Regions from separate parts of the Homo sapiens genome. Here all the other regions are linked to region 1. Evidence: chromatin contacts called from ENCODE Hi-C or POLR2A ChIA-PET data. All regions are on one chromosome and are shown on one strand. The core of a region is the stretch at or near the end of the contact, and the rest is flanking DNA. Distances in the headings are between cores, read along the strand shown. Region 1 holds the start of UGT1A5 (UDP glucuronosyltransferase family 1 member A5). Region 2 overlaps ATG16L1 (autophagy related 16 like 1). Region 3 overlaps SAG (S-antigen visual arrestin).

Region 1 (3,788 bases), core at 382-2,881:
GTATTAGACCATGAAGTTAACCTAGTAAGAATTTTTTTTAAGTAGTGTCTTCACAAGAAACATTCTCCTATTACAATCCAACACTCCCTCTCTGGAAACTGAACTCTGTGTTTCATTCTCTGATCACAGACATCCATTGCACCTACATTGGCCCAATTCCACTGAACTGAGTCAACTTCTTTGAAACCTCTACTTCCTCTGAGTGCTTAGGTCTCCTGTGGTCACCTCTCTATCTTTTGCAAGATGGGACCACTAAAAATTGTCACGTCAACAATTGTAAATTTCTATTCCTTCCTCCTTTCTACTGAAAATCTTGCCAGCAAGATTGGATGGATCAGTTCTCAGTGTAGTGTCCCTGCTCCTGCCCAGCTGAAGCACATCCACAGCCATGAAGATGGTGCTTTTACAAACGAACAGTCTCCGTGAGTCACACCACTCTTGCCCATCCTTTGACAGATCCTCGTCCCTGCCTCTCCTTCCTCTCAGTGGCCATTGAAACCCTGAACTGCACTACCATTGACCCTTTAAAAGTTTATCTCACTGAAGACTATTACAACAATGAGAAGCAGAAATGAAATCTTTGGAAAGATAAGTAGATATGGAAGCACTTGTAAGTAAATACATTTTTTAAAAAGTGTTTTGCCTGGAACATTGATTGGATAAAGGCACCAATACAGACCTGAGATAGTGGCTTCCCGTTGGCACAGTTGATGCCCCCAATGAAGACCATGTTGGGCATGATCGGCCTGGGGTAATCCATCACAAAGTCCCCTCGGAACAGCCACACAGATGCATGGCTGACAAGATCCACCACTGACACCTCTCTCTGAAAAAGCTCAGAGGCAAGGCTTGCATAAGGAGCAGAAACAGCATGGCAAAGGTAGGACAGGGCCAGAGGGTAGAGCATGTTCTTGACCCTTTGCAGGAATGTCATGTGGTCTGAATTGGTCGTTAGTAATCTAGGAATATAGGAGGAAGGGTTTGGACACTGTGTGCCCTTAAAGTCTAAATCACATGGAATGTTCCTCAAGAAAAACACAGCAGGAATCGACAGGTACTTAGCCAGCACCGCCGCGCAGAGGTGAAAGGGGTCTGTTAGAACCACATCAAAGGAAGTAGCATGCAGGTGCCTGATCAGGGCCTCATTATGCAGTAGCTCCACACAAGACCTATGTATGATCAAAGACATATTGTTCATAATTGCCATTCTTCTAGAAAATTTCATCAGAAGATGTTCTGTTTCAAAGAACGATTGAGTGTGACCCAGCAAAAGGCGATCAAATTCGTCCTGGGTCCATGAAATGGCATACGTTGTCAGGGTGAAAAAGTTCTCTTCTTTGATGTACATATTCACCTCCAGGGTGAGGACCACCACCTGGTGGCCTCTCGCATGGAGGTCCCGCAAGGCCTCCCGCATGCTGAGCCAGTGGCTGCCATCAGTGGGCACCACCAGCACCTTCCCACTCTCAGCCCAGGGCTGGACACTGAGGAGAAGCAGCAGTCCTGTGGCCAGCTGCGGCAGGGGAACCTGGAGTCCTGTGGCCATCTCAGCAGAAGCCACCGACAGCTGACTGTCCACCCCACGTTGTGCCTCCTAGAATTGTTTCCTTCGTCTTAATTACCTTGTCACTGAGACACCTAGCAAATCAACATGTAATTGAAGACAGAGTGCCCTCCTCCAGTTACTTATTACCCGTTAATCTATAATTGTCTTGCATTATGGGCCCCACCCTGGGAAAGACCGATCACTCCTATCTTGAAAAACTCATCTGACCTTGCGCTCGCTCTGGGGAACATCCAAGTTCAAGCTCTTGTTTCTCATTCAATTCCCAACACAAGGCTGTGAACCCCCATTTCATGTCACTGTCTCCTACTTCTCTCTTAACCACGTTTATCAGGCTGCAGCTGAGGTCTGAGGAGTCACCATTGCCCTAGTCCCCAACCATATGGTCTCTGCTGGATGTGACCCTATTTGCTAACTCTTAATACTCTTTCTTCCCACATATGGGTAACACAGCACATCCAAAATGCAGACAACATTGCTAAGCCAGCTTTCTTTAAACAGGGAGTGGGGAGGCTGGCTATCTGGTTTTGGTCGTTTTTCACACCAGGATATTTCTTGTAAAGCTCAAAGAGGACTCTCTCTGAAGTGGCTGTCAATATAAAAAAAGCTGCAGGGAGGCTGAGCTCAAGATGTGATGATCAGATTCTTGGAAAGGCTTTGTTGAGGATTCTCCATCTACACCATGGAAGAAGAGGTGCTGCTGTCTAAAGCACACATGTGCAAGACAACCCTAGCAAAGACCCATGGTGGGTTCAGGGAGCTCCTGCTCACCAAGGGACCGGGGGAGCTGGAGCCTGGCCTCAGATCTTGCACAGTCTGAATTCCTCTTCTGAATGCTGAAGGCTCCAGTCTTCTGCAAGTCTGCTTAGAGACTGAAGTGTCCATTCATCCAGGCCTTTATTTCATCCTGAAGATTATGGTCAGGCTTTTTTCCAAGTCAATCCAGCACCAAGTTCTGATAAGAATGGTTCCTCCAGAACAGAATAATTTGTGGGGGCTCTAGTTCAAATTTCAAAATGGAGAATTAAACGTGTGCCTTTCTAATGGAGAGACCCTGAGCACTCACAATGGTCTCACGCCCATGAGACTCGTCCTGCTCCAGAAAGTCACTCATACTTGTGCTTGGCAAGATTGCTGACGCCTCCTTGTCCTGGTCGCCCCAGGATGATGTGGGCAGGCTCTCTGGGCTGTGCACACTTTCTATCTCACTTCCTCTGTGTCTACATGCCTGGCCGTGTCTGCCATTGCTGGTGAAGCTGAGGCTTCCCTTAGGGAGGAAGTTACCCCCATTAGAAATCCACATTGATAATAGATTCCACCTTTGGACAGAACCCATGGGACAGGCAGCGAATGGAGCTGTCCACCAGAGGGCGCAGGCAGGAAGGCACAGAGAAGGCAGGCCTGCAAGGGCTTTGGGAACTCTCCAGGGGAGGATGATTCCCGGGGAGTTGTGAGGACACAGAGCGCTAGAAAGGGATTCTCAGCTGTGGGTGCAACATCTCAGCCTCTGAACTATTCCTCCAACCCCCTTAAAACTGTATGCATCCTAAGCACCCTCCTGATGAGCCCGGGGTGAGGGTGGAACACACCTGGGAGGGTGCTCTCACCACATTCAGGGGGCTCCCCTGTTCTATCTCCATGCAGTGGTGTTTTGTTTAGACACCAATGTCATCTAATTTCTACTCCCACGTCTAGGACTCCTAGACCCTGGGGAGGCCCATGTATCTTGGAAGATGGTGGTGCCTTCAGCGACATGGGAGCACTGGGGAGAGCAGGACTGTGGGGAGGGAGTAGCTCATATTCCTGGTGCCCAGGAAATAGGAGGAGCAGCCCAAGGCATCAGCTTCCAGGGTCTGGAGATGAGGAGGGGTCTGGGCTGCACAGATAGACTTGGAGCCATCAGCATAAGTGGTGATTGAAGCCATGGGTGTCAGTGAGGTCACCCCAGAAAAATTCAGAGATAGAAAAAGGCATCCAATAGCCTGATCTGAATGATTGTATATTCCCCTCTGCCAATCTCAGAGACATAAACAAAGACCTAAACAAAGACTAAGTGGTCTAAAGACCTCTTTCCACCCAAACCTACAAACTTAAACTGTTTAACTTTTTTAAAAAACATAGAAACAAATCCTCCCACCTTTTGGTAGACAAAGATTCCTTAGATAGGGCACGAGGGGTACAAAACACAAAACGTTTGCTAAAATTGACTTAATCAAAACTTGCA
Region 2 (3,788 bases), core at 323-2,822, 440 kb after region 1:
TCACCTACTGTTTGGATTCATAAGAACTTGACAGAAAGATTTTTCCTTTTCAATAAATAATTATCTGGATTAGGTAAATATATACTTAAGAACCTGTTACTAAGCAAGTTAAACCTGGTCAAAGTAAATTTATTTTCCTTAGCTATTTATTCCAGGACTATGTGTAATTATTGCACCACATTCTTGGCCAGGATGTAGAAGGGAATAAAAGGCAGGTCGAAAGAAAAAGGACAAGGCTGTGCTTTATTTTCTTGATTGGCTTTCCCAGGGATCTAGGTTTGCGAGAGTCACCTGTGCCCATACAAGGAAGAGAGGAGAACTGCAAAGACAGGAACTGCAAATATGAGCTGAGCCTTTGACAATGTCCTGTTGAAAATAGAATTTTATGGTTTTAAGTACTTGCAACTGTGCTTAGGCCCGGGACCACAAGAAAACACTAGCATTTGCTAAGTTATCAAAACCTTTCAAAGATGTATGTCCTCTGACCCAGAAACTCCTTAGGGAAGCATAGAGATTAAGGAGAGGCCTTAGGCCGGGCTCGGTGGCTCATGCCTGTAATTTCAGCACTTTGGGAGGCCAAGGCGGGCAGATCACCTGAAGTCAGGAGTTCGAGACCAGCCTGACCAACATGGAGAAACCCCATCTCTACTAAAAATACAAAATTAGCTGGGCGTGGTGGCGCATGCCTGTAATCCCAGCTACTTGGGAGGCTGAGGCAGGAGAGTCGCTTAAACCTGGGAGGCGGAGGTTGCAGTGAGCTGAGATTGCACCATTGCACTCCAGCCTGGGCCACAAGAGTGAAACTCCATCTCAAAATAAAATAAAATACAAAATAAAATAACAGGCTTTTACAGCCCTGTGTTTGCATCCTACCTCGGCCCCTTCCTGTATGATCTTGGGCAGGATGCTCAACCTGTCTAAATTATCCCAGTCAACCCGGTTATGCAAATGACACTTTTATAAGCTGTTATTCTGAAGAAACCAAATCTCATTTCCAGGTCAACTATTTATTTACTTTGTGGCTTGGGAAAATACAACTGAGATTAATCTTCCACATCTGAGAGTGCAGACACACACGTACCCTACATATCTAAAGCAAAGGCATGATATGGGAACCTTTGTTTCTTTGTAAATTAAGACGTTAGTTGGTGAATGACTCCTAGTTGAATTTAAACCCCTCCACTTACAGGGAAGCAACCAACATTTTAAAAAATAGTGGATCAAAACTCTAAAACTATATTCCAAAACACATTTCAATAGAAAAGAAACATCCTAGAGCGAAGGAAACTCTTTTCTACCACTATGAAAGCTTCAAATCTCAGAGAAGATACCCCACCTTAACTTGTAGGCAGATTAGGAAAAGCTCCAGAACTAGTTTGATTCCTTTTGTTCCAAGAGATCTTAGTTTTCGCTTAAGTTTCCACTTTAAGTTACAAACCAAAGGGAGCAAGGAGGGAAAAAACAAACAAAACAACAACAACAAAAACCCCACCGCATTACATGGCAGGCACAATTAAGAGGCAGAAAACTGATCGTTCAAAGTGTCAACAGGAAACAGTGAGGCAGTAACGGGTACTGAGTGCAGGAAGTTAGAATTCACATTCACAGCTGATGAACACAAACTTTTTGGAAGGTTATTTGGTGATGTTCCAAAAGCTTTGACCCATCAAATTTTATTTTCAATAATCTATCTCAAGTAAGTAATCAGAAATAGGGTCAAAGGCCGTATCAGTACATGATTTGTGAGAAATTAGAAGCCAGCAAAATACAATTAAAATGATATATGGATGTTAGTTCTGAGTGGTGGAAGAACTGTATGTTTTCATTTTCTTCCTTTAACATTTTTCTTTCTAAAATCTGTAAGATGATTTTACAGAAATAAAAACATTAGAAGCTATGATCACACCACTGCACTCCAGCCTGGGCAACAGAGCAAGACCCTGTCTCAAAAAAAACCAAACAAAAAAAAAAATAAAAACAAAACTTTTAAGAGAGCCAAATTTTCAGAAACACAGTTTTGATTCATTTATCTTTACTTACTGTTCGACTGGTAGAGGTTCCTTTGCTGCTTCTGCAAGCTCTTTCTGCAGCCGGGCTTGCCGCCTCCTGTTGGGAAAAAAAAAAAAAAAGCCCACCATTTATGTCTGCTTAAGAAAGCACGGGGTTTGGGCTCTCTAGAAGCCACCAGTTCTAATAACACATTCAGTGCATGTAAAATAACAACTACCCTGAGCAAAATACTCAAAAGTCACAAGCCCAAACTCATAACATCAGTAAGGCTCCCCTTTTAAAGGGTTTCAGAGTAAAGCCTAGAAGAGAGATAGGCCACATTATTAGAGAAAGCAGTGAACTGGCAAAGGAGGAGGCCTGCCTTCTGGGACCAAGGGTATCTTAGGATAGACACATGCCTCAGGCTCACTGAGGGTTAGTCATGGTTGTGACTTAAGTTTTCTGCAGCAAATAGTCTTACACGGGTTGAGCATCCATTACTCGAAATGTTTGGGACTACCAGTGTTTCAGATTTCGAATTTTCTCAGATTTTGAAGTTTTGCATAAACATGATATAAATCTTGAGGACAGGATCCAGGTCTAAATATGAAATTCAGTTGAAATTAATGGTAAATCGGAAATCTGAAGTGCTCCAATGAGTACTTCCTTTGAGTGTCATGTTGGCACTCAAGAAGTTTCAGATTCTGGAGCATTGTGGAGTTTGGGATATGGGATGCTCAACCTGCATTAACACACCCACAGCCTGATTACTAACAGTGAAGATTTACTTAGGACTTCCCCTTACCTGACATTGTTAATTACTTTACAGACTTTAACTCATTTAAGCCTTATAACAACCTTTTGAGGTAAATATCATTATTGCCATTTATAAATGAGGAAACTGAGGTATAGTGAGATTCTTGAAATGTCAAAGTTTACATAACATTAGTAACTTTAATTTACTAAAGCTTGACATAGAAGTCTTGGCTGTGACAAATTTTTAACATGGTCAAAGTCTCATCCACTAACTCCCCTTCTCAGAATCATTTTTGTCTCTCATTCAAGTCCTAAATTCAGAAACTCCCTAACTCCTAACCCTGACCTTACTCTCTCTTCTTTGATAAATTTCACTTCTAACTATGGCTATGCCTGCTAGGTGGAGGACCCCTAATGTAGAACTCTAGCAATGCTACTGAGCTGCAATCAAGAATTCTGCTGAAATTTCTCGTAAGTTTTTACCACGGTGGTAATTCTCAAAATGAAGGAAAGTCCTCTAGGCAGTATAGCAGAATCTTGGGAAGGGATGTGGGTATAGCTTAAAAAGTGCATTACACTCTTGATTTTATACCTGGAAGATGAAAAATAAGTTTTACAGGGCAAATTACCAAAAATACAATTTATCCAAATTGTCTTAGCTGGTAGAGACAACTGTGAACTAACTCTCTTTGAGGAAAAACCAGAATCTCGGTATAAGGTGTGTGAGTACCACTACTCTATGATTAAAGCACTTGTTGACTGTCTGAAATCTACTTTCTATAACTTCAGGTCCCAGTTCTGCAAGGTGGAGATAAAAACTTGACTTAGGGTCACAGGGAGAGGAAAACACCACCTGTTATCAGGGATTCATCACTATAGCTGAAAGGAAAGGTCTTTAATAGCTCAAACAGAGTCTCTCTCTGTCACCCAGGCTGGAGGGCAGTGACATCATCTCGGCTCACTGCAATCTCCGCTTCCTGTGTTCAAGCGATTCTCCTGTCTCAGCCTCCTGAGTAGCCGGGATTACAGCCACCTGCCACTAC
Region 3 (3,788 bases), core at 504-3,003, 380 kb after region 1:
CTCCCAGGCTCCTCCAGCCTTTGGGGGACTTTGGAATGCTTTCCAGTTTCCTGGGAATCTTTGACCCAAAATGCACCCAACACTTTGAAAGAGGACCAGGTGATGGAATACATATTAGGGGAAAACTCAGCCAGGATCCTTTGCTCCCATGTTGCTGAGCACATGAGGAAAGGTGAACCAGGGCCAAGACCCCTCCAGGGCACAGGGATGTGCGAGGATCCCCTAAAGGCAGAACAGAGCCCAATCTTGGCAGAAAGGAGGCAGTGAGTGGTGGTTCTTTCCTGTCTCCCTCCCTTGTAGACCTACAGTTTGAATCTGTTTTGAATAACAGTAATAGTTTCTCCTAAAGTTGCCTTTTAAATATTCCCATATAGGCCAGGTGCGGTGGCTCACGCCTGTAATTTCAGCACTTTGGGAGGCTGAGGCAAGCAGATCACCTGAGGTCAGGAGTTTGAGACCAGCCTGGCCAACAGGTGAAACCCTGTCTCTACTAAAAATACAAAATCAGCCAGGCACGGTGGCTCACTCCTGTAATCCCAGCACTTTGGGAGGCCGAGGTGGGCAGATCACCTGAGGTCAGGAGTTCGAGACCAGCCTGGCTAACATGGTGAAACCCCATTTCTAATAAAAATACAAAAAATTAGCCAGGGGTGGTGGCGTGTGCCTGTAATCCCAGCTACTCAGGAGGCTGAGGCAGGAGAATCACTTGAACCCAGGAGGCAAAGGTTGCAGTGAGTCAAGATCGCGCCATTGCACTCCTGCTTGGGCAACAAGAGCAAAACTCCGTCTCAAAAAAAAAAAAAAATACAAAATTAGCTGGGCTTGGTGGCGGGCTCCTGTAATTCCAGCTACTTGGGAGACTGAGTCAGGAGAATGGCTCGAACCTGGGTGGTGGAGGTTGCAGTGAGCTGAGATCTCACCACTGCACTCCAGCCTGGGCAACAGAGTGAGACTCCATCTCAAAAAAATCTATCTATTACCTTATATTATCTTAAGGAATCAGTTGTCTTTCATCATTCCCCTACCCTAACCTTCCTCTAACCCTGATAATATTTTTTACATACAACGGTGCTTAGAACATGCCAGCAAGGCAAAGAGTTAAGACCTGGTCGAGCTATCCTCTCGGGGGGCTGGAGGTGGGAGATCATCGCCCCCCACTCCAAGCCATGTATTAAATGAATCTATTTGACTTTGTGGCACACAGCAAAGCTGGGCAGGTCTCTCAGGCCAGCATAAAGGAACCATGGCAGGATTCTCATTTGTTTTTGATTCTAACAAAGGGGAAAAGTCATTCACAACAACAGGCTAAGAACAGATATATTCTAATCCAGTTGTCACTGGTATAAGATTTCAATTTGAGATCAAAAGATAGGGAATCCTAGCCTGGGCTGACAGTTCATTTGACCATCTTCTGGGAGGTGGAAATAGTACCAAATTCCTAACAATTCATTCCAAGGATAAATAGAAAAAGCCAGCTGATCCCATGGTGACATTTCTGTCTTTATTTCTCTCCTCTGCGTCATTCTTTGGCTTGCATTAATCCTCAGAACTCCTGTAAGATGGGCACAGAGGGGTGTGGTAGATGCAGAGCTAAGATGCTAACTTTCTGTGCAGCCCTCGAAGGGAGAAAGAGGAAGGAAGTGGAAGGCTGGCGAGCTAGCTGAACATTCTAGTTCCTTCTTCAGCAATAAACGGCGAGAAACTTGACACAGAAGGCTGAGACGCCCAGGAAACGGAAACCCCAACAGCTACTCACTGCGCTTCCTCCATAGCCACGGGCTTGACGTAATAATCACTCGAGTAGAGAACCACATTGGCCACCTGTTCCACTGCAAGGGGAAGACGGGAGTCCGGTGGTCAGCACTGGTCCCCCAACACGTGCACTTTCCCTGCGGCCTCCCAGGGTACACGCTGGTCTCTCCTCTCTGATGATGGTTTCCCTCCACTTCCAAGGCTAGGCTTTCTCAGCCCTCAGCTTCAAGGCTGGGGTTTTGAAGTCCTGTCTCCAGGCCATTTCTGGTCACCCATAACCTGCTCTGTATCAACTCCCACCCATGTCCCCTAAGGCTGCAGCTCCTGGGAGACCCCTCCTTTCCCCTGCTCAGCCCTTTCTAACATCCTCCATCTTACTTCATGAACATTGTCCTTCCTGTCCTCCAAGAGACTAGCTAGAGGCAGTACAGGACTGGTTGGTGGGTGGAACGTGGTGGATAGGAAGGTGGGCCTGGAGCCAGGCTGTTTGGGTGCCAATCTTGGCTTAGCCACTAACTGTGGGGTGAATTATTTATCTATTCTAAGCCTCAGTTTCCCCATCAGTAAAATGGGGGTAATAATTGCATCTAACTCATAGGGACGTTGTGATGATTAAAAAGATGACTTTTAATCACCTTTAAAATTAAGCTTGAGGATTTTTTTAAAAAATAAAGGCAGGGTCTCCCTATATTGCCCAGGCTGGTCTTGAACTCCTGGGCTCAAGGGATCCTCCCACCTTGGCCTCCCAAAGTACTGGGATTACAGGCGTGAACCACTGCACTCAGCCAAAGTTTGAGGATAAAGAAACAATTTGTGCAAGGCATGCAGTACAGTGCCCAGCCTATAGAAAGCAATTAATATTTTGTTTTTAAAAAGTTAACAGCTATCCGGGTGCAGTGGCTCACACCGGTAATCCCAGCACTTTGGGAGGCTGAGGCGGATGGATCACCTGAGGTCAGGGGTTTGAAACCAGCCTGGCCAACATGGCGAAATCCCCATCTCTACTGAAAATACAAAATTAGCCAGGCAAAATTGGTGCACGCCTGTAATCCCAGCTACTTGGGAGGCTGAGGCAGGAGAATGGCTTGAACCCAGGAGCTGGAGGTTGCAGTGAGCCGAGATCACACCACTGCACTCCAGCCTGGGTGACAGAGGGAGACTGTGAAAGAAAGGGAGGAAGGAAGGAAGGAAGGAAGGAAGGAAGGAAGGAAGGAAGGAAGGAAGGAAGGAAGGAAGGAAGGGAGGGAGGGAAAAGTCTAGAATTCCTTAGTCTGCACGCATCAGGATTTCTGACCCTCATCTGTGATGACTCACAGGGAAAAGTGGTATATGACACCTAGGGCCACTGCTCACCCTGGCTTGCCCGGGAGAGCCCATTTTAGGACTGGAAGTTCCACATCCTCAGTCCTGGGCCCTGGGACAGTCACCCCAAGATGCATAAGTCTAACTTTGTCTTGGTCATTGAATGTTTGAGTTAAAAAGTGAACTTAGAGGTTACCCTCACAGGTCATTCCATCATGTCTTCCTCATGAAAGAGCCAAATAAGACCATTATATAAGACCCCCTGTGCTTTGATGCTTTTTGAGCTTAGTTAATGTGTGGGAACAACAGGCAGAAGGCACCTCCCCTGTAGGATATGGGAAGGTCAGCCATGACATGATGGCCATTTGAGCCGAGACAGTCACACTTCACCATTTACAAAGCGCTTCCATGTGGGACCTCCTTCAAGCCACACAAAGCCTGGGAAGGTAGACAAGGAGCCCCTGCTGTGGATGCCAGCTGGGATCACAGAGCCCACAGCATGAGTCCACAAATTAGGCCTCACCCACAACAATGTGCTGCATCTGTCAACCACAATGAGCACTGTGGGGCCCTCCAGGAAGGCATAACCATGGAAAGAGATCACTTGCCAGGAATTTTGTTCCAAGACAAAAACCAGCCGTAAGTGGGCAGGAAGTTGAATGAGATAACTTGTAAGGCCTTTCTCCCTCCGCAGTCCTGCTGCCTATGACAGCAGAGACAAGTAGCCAGTTCCA

The links. A loop is a pair of places that touch in the nucleus more often than their neighbours do. ChIA-PET counts read pairs that join two places held with the same protein, here RNA polymerase II (POLR2A). Pooled maps may share reads with other maps.
Region 2: a loop to region 1 is called in a pooled map, with 4 times the contacts of the local background. The contact joins the enhancer-like site here to the promoter of UGT1A5 in region 1. A Hi-C loop is called at or near these places in 2 of 168 maps with a recorded cell type or tissue (IMR-90 and colonic mucosa), 3 of 37 single-sample maps with no recorded cell type and 6 of 50 pooled maps.
Region 3: a pooled map shows a loop between it and region 1 (2.8-fold over the local background). The contact joins the enhancer-like site here to the promoter of UGT1A5 in region 1. A Hi-C loop is called at or near these places in 1 of 37 single-sample maps with no recorded cell type and 2 of 50 pooled maps. POLR2A ChIA-PET finds 5 or more read pairs at or near these places in 1 of 52 experiments (HEK293).

What each region holds. Positions count from the first base shown.
Region 1 is chr2:233,710,750-233,714,537 of GRCh38, reverse strand. It overlaps UGT1A5 (UDP glucuronosyltransferase family 1 member A5), which reads right to left and starts at 1,631. Exons shown (of 5, transcript NM_019078.2): 1 at 680-1,631. The coding sequence starts at 1,546. The region is part of intron 1 of UGT1A8 (UDP glucuronosyltransferase family 1 member A8); the gene reads right to left. The region is part of intron 1 of UGT1A10 (UDP glucuronosyltransferase family 1 member A10); the gene reads right to left. All of the region lies in intron 1 of UGT1A9 (UDP glucuronosyltransferase family 1 member A9), which reads right to left. It also overlaps UGT1A7, UGT1A6 and UGT1A. RefSeq lists enhancers at 927-1,427, 1,428-1,928.
Region 2 is chr2:233,268,320-233,272,107 of GRCh38, reverse strand. It overlaps ATG16L1 (autophagy related 16 like 1), which reads right to left. Exons shown (of 18, transcript NM_030803.7): 6 at 2,041-2,106. Among named protein-coding and RNA genes, the nearest start is that of ATG16L1, 19 kb to the right of the region's middle. Within about 2 kb of position 1,572, at least 6 of the 41 ENCODE cell types and tissues checked have a DNase peak (open chromatin) inside an H3K27ac peak, as active enhancers do.
Region 3 is chr2:233,329,681-233,333,468 of GRCh38, reverse strand. It overlaps SAG (S-antigen visual arrestin), which reads right to left. Exons shown (of 16, transcript NM_000541.5): 10 at 1,757-1,829. Among named protein-coding and RNA genes, the nearest start is that of DGKD, 23 kb to the left of the region's middle. RefSeq lists an enhancer at 3,210-3,788. Within about 2 kb of position 1,753, at least 19 of the 41 ENCODE cell types and tissues checked have a DNase peak (open chromatin) inside an H3K27ac peak, as active enhancers do.